Regions from separate parts of the Homo sapiens genome. Here region 2 is linked to region 1. Evidence: chromatin loops called from intact Hi-C (ENCODE). Cell type or tissue: PC-3. All regions are shown on one strand. Each heading gives the region's core, and the rest is flanking DNA. Links, peaks and the distances in the headings are about the cores only.

The links. A loop is a pair of places that touch in the nucleus more often than their neighbours do. Peaks named below come from ENCODE experiments on the same cell type or tissue, not always from the same donor. Only the 100,000 strongest peaks of a DNase experiment are listed, where the experiment ranks them.
Region 2: it touches region 1 in a loop (3-fold over the local background); 2 of 110 quality-filtered maps call a loop at or near these places.

What each region holds. Positions count from the first base shown.
Region 1 is chr21:21,687,289-21,691,703 of GRCh38, reverse strand. No RefSeq gene overlaps it. Among named protein-coding and RNA genes, the nearest start is that of LINC00317, 48 kb to the left of the region's middle. In PC-3, for the core only: a CTCF peak has its summit at 2,637 (motif pointing right); no DNase peak of the experiment used is centred there.
Region 2 is chr21:21,372,264-21,376,678 of GRCh38, reverse strand. NCAM2 (neural cell adhesion molecule 2) reads right to left here. Exons shown (of 18, transcript NM_004540.5): 9 at 2,666-2,816. Among named protein-coding and RNA genes, the nearest start is that of LINC00317, 360 kb to the left of the region's middle. In PC-3, for the core only: a CTCF peak has its summit at 2,534 (motif pointing right); no DNase peak of the experiment used is centred there.

The DNA of each region.
Region 1 (4,415 bases), core at 264-4,263:
ATTACAGGTTAATTGCAGATATCATTATACCTGCTTTAATTTTTTTTTAAACAAATCTGCCATAAGTCATCTATTCTGTATCTGGATGACCACTGGTTCCAAGTTAAAGGAGTCTAAATTGATAAACTTAGAAAGAATGTTGTGGTTCTATAGCTAAAGCAAGATTTTTCAGGTTAGTATAGAGCTAGACTTTAAGATAAATACAGTAACAGAGAGATGGCAAGTAAGTTGGGAGGGAGTCTGTTCAAATAGTTCAGTGAAACCATAGGAAGCTTTACTCCTTATAATCACTCCCATAGCAACCTGACTGAAAGCTCTCAAAAACAGTGCAATTCCATCGACTTTCTGAGTATTAGTTCTGGGCGAAAATGTGGCTGCACTACCACAATCTCAGAGAATGTGTTCAAGGACAAAGTCACTATTCCAAAATTCGGGATAGTGAGCCAATAGATGGCTGATTTGTCATCTGCTCTACGAGAAATGACAAAAATACAAATGTAAAACTAAAACATGATTTTTTTTAGCAGCCCGCTTAAAGCAAACCATTTCAAAGGATTTTATTCAATAAATACATCCATTTTATGTCAATGAATATGTCCATACATTATAACCGATGCAAGTGAGTTAGAGAAAAACATTTGGGAGGAAAAATTAAGAAGAATATTTCTATATGATTCTTTCACTGGAGCGATACATTTGTAATATATTTTTGGTAAGATCACTTGTTATTTGATTAACAGATGTTTACAATGTCATTAAAGCAGTGACTGTAATTTCACCAGGGTCACACACACAAAAACTTTAAAAATGATGAAAACTTTGGAATTCTCACAAGCAAAGTGTATATATACAAGACATTTTCATGTTTTCCCAAATCTCTTGAATCTCATTCATGGAGCATTAATTGTTATTTTGGAGAATGTTTCTGTAAAAATAGTGAAAAAAGTAATAAATGTAAATTGATCTTATTAAAGATTTAGCTTTTCAAATCTGTCAGAGGAAAAGGTGCTTTATGATTTTTAACTGTCAATCACACCAAAGCATTAGGTAGGTTGTTCTACATATTAGTCATTGAATTTTATCTGTCAAAATGGAAAATACGTGGGTAGTCACTTGAAAGTTCAAGCAAATTTAAATGAATTAAAGGTTCAAATAAGTAATTACTGTCATTGAATAAAAGGTTACTTAGGACTAAATTTGACCACTCCATCTATTTTATAGTCTCCAGTCAAAGTTTAGGTGGCTGTATATCATTGCCACTGTTTTTAAAAAGCTGACATAGGCATTAGTATGATGACATTGAAACTAATTTTACAAGATATTTTGAATGTAACTAAGCATGCGACCTGTGGTCTAAAGATATCCTACTGCTCTTTAATTCTAAGGACAAATCTCTGACAGATTAAGTGCTGTAAATCTTTTACAGATGCTGTCATGAATGCCTTCAAAGGCCACTCAATTTCCCCACAGTTCTGCCAGGAAAGAAAGATCAACTATGGGTACATATACAAGGAAGGAAGCAAGATAATCATTTTTTTTCTAGGAATTGCAACGCTGATTGGAATTCCATAAAATGTTATTAAAATGCTCAAAAATGTAATTAATGACAGTTGAGAATCTCAGTACTAAGCTCTAAAGCTTTGACAGCAAAATATTAAAAATAAGAATAATAATATAAATGTAAAAAACAGAATAAGTACATTACATGATGTCTAAATAATGACATGTAATTAATAAAATAATAATAGTTTGTTGAGCATGTAGTATATGCTGAATATATTTTATTTATAAAGTTTATTTCATCTACAAAAGCTGTACAAGGTTGTGTTCCCATTTTTTTCTTAGGGCCCAAATCAAGTGCGGCAAAATTAAGAGATGAGAGTCAGGCAACTGCAAAGTATCAAGCTCCAGATTCAAAGTCAGGTCTTACTGGTCTCAAAAGTTACATCTTTTTTCAATGAATTGGAGATTTTGTAATCATCTAGATTATAATATCAATGACGTTAACTAGATAAATAACCTGGTTGGTATTTATATCAATTAACCTTTGCTACGTCACAATGTGCCCCGCAATTTCCCTCAAAAAATTAGTAGCACGTAACAAAACAACAAGATTTTCTTTGACTGTTACTTGGCTAGGTGGTTTGTTTGTTTGATCGGGGTTGGGTGGTCTTGGATGTTTTCCCTCCAGGGTCCAGCTGGAACTAAGACACTCAGGCACTTTCTCTGAGTGGTCTCTCATCTTTTAAAATATTATCCCCGACCTGTTCATACAATGACAAAAAAGCATCTCAGAGAGAAGAGTGGGGCAAGTCTCACTGGGTGAGCACTTTTCAAGGCGTGGGTTACTTCATCTCTTCTTCCATGAACCAAAACAAGTCACGTGGCAAATTCTTTCCACAATACAATGCTCTGATAGAAATGGACTCAATTCTATGACTATTAAACCAAATGCTTTAAAAAAAAATCAGTGTTAGCCTTACCAAAACAAACAAAACATTTTTTGAATGAACAGAAACTTCCACATATGTGGTAAGTTTTCATACTTAATTAAAACAGAAGCTTTGCTCCTCCCTACCACTCCCTGCCACACCTGCTCCGCTGCAGTCTTCTATGCATCCAGCTGATGGCGACGCGGCCCTTCCAATTCGTTTGGCCCAAACAAGCCTCTTTCTTGACTCTTCTTTTTCCTTTTTCACATATCTCTTTTCTTTTCCAATCCACCAGGAAATTCTGCGGCATTTACATTGCAAATATGCAGAAAATGGCCACTGCTCACCACCTCCATTACTAACATGTTGGTCCTCGACGCTGTCATCTCGTTTGTATTTCTGCAATGGCCTCCTAATTAATTTCCCTAAGTCCACTCTTACAAACCTACACTTAACCCGGTAGTTAGAGTGACTCTGTCAGATCATGTCAAAACCTAATACTGGCTCCATATTTCAGTCAGAGTATAAGCAAATTCCTCACAGTAGCCCACAGTTTCCTACATATATCTGCACACTCTACCATCCTCTTTCCCTCAGTACCTTTTCCTTGAATATCTCATTTCAGGCTTACCAACATCTCAGAGGTTTCGCAAACAGGGAAGGCACACTTCTGCTTTATGAACTTGCAAATATCCTCACAAATCAGTGTTTTTCCTCCTTTTATTTGTTGCTCAAATGACATCTTCCCAATGAGGCCTGTATTGATTCTGATCAATATCTTTATAATTATAAACCATGATACACATCCTTGACTCCCCAAACCTCTATTTCATCTAATGTTTCTATTTTTCATAATATTTATCACATATAAACACATCATATAATTTACTTATTTTGTGTTTGTTGTTCTACAAGAGAAGGAAAGAAACTTTTGTTGTGTTTAGTGGTTTATTTCAAGTACCTAAAAGGTGCTCAAGAAATTTTGAATGAATGAACGATCATAATAATACAGAGGATTAAGATATTTTGATATTTTAGCAGAAAATAACCATATTTGACTATTTAAATTGACCAAAATAACACTGAACAGCAACAAAAATTTACATATATATATGATATACATATTCTCAAGTAAAGGTTCAGTATAGTAAACCAAGCTCTCTCATTTGTGCTCATAAACTTTAATCCTGCCTTTATAGGAAATAATTGAGCATAATCAATATCTCTGATGAGCAATCCATGAGGAATATCATACTTATTTTTTTCTGAAATCCCTGCCATCATTAATATGGAGTCAGATGAAGTGAAGTTACAACTAAGTGTAATGATAAAGCATTTAATATTCCTAGACAAAAAATGAACTTGAACTAATTTTATTGTTCATAACTTTCATTTCCTAACCATTTGTAAGTGACACTTACCAGCACATTACTTGGTAATGACCCTTTACAATTAAAAACAAACACTTTAATTAGCATATTTAAACTTTTTTTCCAAAATATTAATTGCCTAATAATTATGTGGTAGATTTTGACTCCAAGGTACAGAAGGGATTACTACATTCATATTAATTCTATGATTAGTGGTTTGTTGAATATTTTTATAATAATGATCTTGAATTATTTTTAGGGAAATAAGGAATTAAAAATTATCCCTGAACTATTTATAATAAAAATGTTTTATTGAATGCATTAAATCATTTATGTTTTAAAAACTCTACATTTATCCACTCATTCATTTATTTTATTTTTTATATTAAATGTGTAGATAACATACATTCATTTTATGTTCACTTAGCATTTGCCTGGGAAGCCTCAGAATAAAAAGGAGTTATTAAGCAAACTGCTACAATCATGTATGCATTTGGGTTAAAAAATGTGTTACAATGATGCTATCATAAAGAGAAAAATAAGTAGTTGTAGTCTTTTACCAATATGCTATGTAGAACCAAATAACACTGAAAATGGAGAATTTATCTGCATC
Region 2 (4,415 bases), core at 164-4,163, 310 kb after region 1:
TACCCAATGTACTTTTTTCGTATTAAAGTTATTAATTCATGGTATTAATAGATTACAAGAGCAAATAATTCAAATTGCAATATACAGTTGTTTGTTTATCCCATTATTTTCTACCCAGCTAAAACCAATAACTAAAAATCTCATGTAATTATGTATTAGCATTTTACATTAATTTGATATTTTATTCATTCTCACTTTGAAATCTGAATACATGCTGCGGTTTAATTTAAACTCCTGTTGATGGTAGACTTCTAATAAAGGAGGAGCTATGTTTTATTCATCTTTGTGTCCATTATCACTCAGCACAAAACCTGAAGCTTAAGGTGGACCTAGTATGGTTTTTAAAACTATTTTCAGTGAGGTTTTACAACATAAACATATATGAATTATAATCTTAATTTCGGTTTTCATTTGTTTCACACAAATACCTATGCTGTCATGCATGGACAATAATTCAGAAATCCCAGGGCATCTCTGGAGAATGTGGATACGCTTGAATAAAAGTATCTTTAAATGCTTGAGTATAAATAGGTCCCAACAGTCTCTTCTTTAAACCCTCTTATCTTATAACTAAGGAAATTGAGGACTCAGGGACACATAACACACTATTAATTAACATATTAGCTAGTCCTATTATTCTAATACTAGCATATCTTGTACGAGCCACTCTGCCTTACTGTGCTTTGGAAATATCCATAGTGTTCATTTCTCATAAACTCCACTTTTCTGAGGACCTGCAACAGACATTTAGTACTAATCCTATGATACAGCAAATGTTTTAAAATATTAATGAAATGCAAAGAATAAAAGTCCTAAATATAGTTTCATTAAGATAATATGTTGCCTAGCAGCCTAGCACTTTTGTAGGACAGTGGAAGAGGCCAGGAGGTCTCATATAAATCATATCTTGGCATGCTTAAGTTTTTTTTTTCTTCATTTAGATTCACATTTAGAAAAATTAAAAAAAATCATAAAGTAAATTTTGGTTTAAATAAACAAATTTTAATTAAAAATATAACAAATGTACTGTAAAAGTGTAAAGTATTTATAATTTGCTAATGATGTTGTTGGTCTGAAAAAGAAATATACTGTAATAATGGAAAAAAGTAGAAAAAATTATTAAGGGAAAAAGGTTAAGTAAGTTATTGGCATCACTTCCTCCTTTGTGTGTTCTCAATATTATCAATGCTTTCCATTTTTATTTTTTTAGAAAGTGTGATGGAAATAAAGTGGCTTTCTTAGAAGCTGCCTAATATCAGCAAATGAAGTCAGTAATTTGTGTCAGAATCAAGTTGCCTTTTATTGTTGACTGCCTTTCATAATCCTTTTTTCTTTTTTTTTCTTTTAGTTACGAAGTTTAGTAAATTCCAACAACTGTATGAATAGTTTTAAAAAGGTTGTTACAGATCCAGGAATTGTATAGTTTAACAAATATATCAGTGGGTGTTTTTTTTTTTGTTTTTGTTTTTGTTTTCTTTTTATCCTATTATGGGAATTTCTTTCCTTTTTATTATTATTATACTTTAAGTTTTAGGGTACATGTGCACAATGTGCAGGTTAGTTACATATGTATACATGTGCCATGCTGGTGTGCTGCACCCAGTAACTCCTCATTTAGCATTAGGTATATCTCCTAATGCTATCCCTCCCCTCTCCCCCAACCCCACAACAGTCCTTTTTTCTTTTAGAAGTTTCTGATTGGTCTTTCCATGAATTTCTTGACAAGCACAGTCTATAAAATGTAAAATAATATGGATAACTTATGTCTATTCTTGAGAAAATATTTTCTTTTTGAAGGCATTCTCGATAAGAGAATGCATCTTGTTTCACAGTTACCATTGCATTCTATCAATATTAATGTACTAGACATGCTCCAATAGAAATATTTTGTCAATAAGAATATCTCATACATTCCACTAAGAACAGCTATGTCCTTTCAAGCATCAGAGACTCTCCAATATTGATGCTTCATAAATATTTATTGAGAATGATGTTAAGTTTCTTCCTTTTTAAATAGCATGTATACCAAATTATTTTTAAATTCCATGCAGTGACCAGAGGGGTTTTGTGAAAGCTTGACTTACATTAGCCCTCCCATTTCCCAAAACTCACGTGGTTATGTACATTTTTAAATTTATTTTAAAAACTATCCTTGTCATGCTCCTTTCTTCCAGACAGAAAATAAACACTATTTTGATAAGACAGCATATTAGTACATTTCACTGCATTTAAAATACTCTTTATAGTTTATGAAAATGTAAAATAGCCTAACAAAACAATTTGAATAAGAAATGTAAACACTACATATTTGAGACATAATCATAAATATTATAAAGAAATAAAAAATCTAAAGTGATATCGACCAATTACTGATAATTAATATTTTTCAGTTGATACTGTGTTTTGAGTTCAATGTTGCAAAAAAAGAAAGACCATTTTCAGGAAAAGCAATATCAAAATGATGAAATATACAGCACTGTGAAATATCCTGTAATTTCCACTAGATGTCTCCAATAACTGACTGAATGATTCCTATATTTCCTCTAAAGCTATGCATTAAGTACTGAAATGTGAACTACATATATATTTTGGTCTTTATTGAAAAATCATATGTTTCAAAGCATGCAAAGTTATTTTAATGAAAATACAAAGGAAAGTAACTTACATTCAATATCAAGGTACATGCTCTTTTGATGCCCTCCAATTCTGCTTGCAGCTTCACAGTCATATCTCCCTGAATCTGACAACTTCACATCTTTAATATGCAGTGATGAGCTTCCATGCTGCCCTTTGACTTCGATACGGCCGTCCAGGCTCTGTTTACATCGATTCAGGAAAAAGAAAGATTTTATGCTTGTGTGTGCAAAATGGTGACCAAACATATAACATTATGTTACTTCCCATGTTTCTCTGGCAAAAAGAAAAAAGAAACTGTTCCTGATGTAGAAAGTATTTCTTGTATAGCTAAGAATAAGTTTTTTTTAAAAAGCACACTTTTTACATTCTCATAGCTTCATGAAGGTTTCCTGTACCCTGGCTGTATAATGATAAAAAGCATTTCAATGACTCCAAACAAAACCCAATCACTCAGCCTGATGTTTAAAGATCTCTCATGTGGTATCACCTTTCTGTCCAAGCACACTTTACAATTTGGATACCGTCAATTCCAATTATTTTGAATTACTTGTACTCTCCACAATATCCTGTGCTTTGAATAAACACTCTTCACAGACGTGTTTTACACTTTTCCCCTTTTTTTCTCTCTATATTTACATGGCAACATCCTACTTTCTATCCTTTAAGTTACTGGCAAAATTTCATATTGTATTAAAAATAGTTCCTGATTGCCTAAATAATTATGACTTATTTGAACTACATAATTTTCTTGGAATAAGTTGCTTTTACTAAAGTCTTGCTGGAACTTCAGATTTCATCCCATAGTGTGATAGTATAGTTGAACAAATGTAAGAAAATATTTATGGTACTTCACGTAAAAGTCACTTAAATTTCTAGGACAGAAACAGTATATTCTAATATTTTTAGAAAGCAAATTATGTTATAGTGAAATTTACATGCAGTTGAGTAAAGAAAATGTACTCCTTCAGCTATTATTTACTATGAGTTAAGCACTTGTACTTAATTAACTTTATTGGAATATAACAACAAAATACATTATTAATAATGCAAAGCAAATTATTCATTTTTATAAAGGAAACGTAATTATTTCACAGTATTGAAAAGTAAATTTTAAAGTTACATGATCTTCGCTTGAAAATAAACATGTTCTCTTGTAATTACCTGTTATACATGACATGGCTTTGACTTGTGAAAAACTATTGGTGTATATAGATGTTATTAGTAAAAATGTTTGCATTTAAAAGTTATTATCAATATACCTGAAATTATTAACATAAATTCTGGAAAAACAGACACTGTGCCCAAGTGTGTGATTCCTAGGAAAGTTAGAAGCCATTCTCAGGTTCATCACTGGCTCTGTAATGATGCACAATATGCATTTGAGTCAAATACTTGCACTAAAAGTCCAAGGTCATTTTCTATTTTCGTTTCTGACATTCTAAAGGACATGTCTCTTTGTGCTACAGAAACGCATTACAAATATCTGAAAGAAAATTCATTTATATCTTGGCTCTGATTCAACACCTACTAAAGATTCATTTAAGACATCTGATATTTGATTGAGACAGGTTAATGAGCATTTTTGCTGTCTATCTAGTATTTCCAGGTTCTATCACTGAATTAAGTAAGATGATTAGAAAACAAAGTGTCTGACTGTACATTATTATTCCATCCTTTACAAAAACGCACTCTCTGAAATTTGATTTGATGTTATGTTCTTTGCCCTTCTAGAAGGTCAGTTTAAGAATTGCTTATTTAAATGGTATTTCAATATTTTT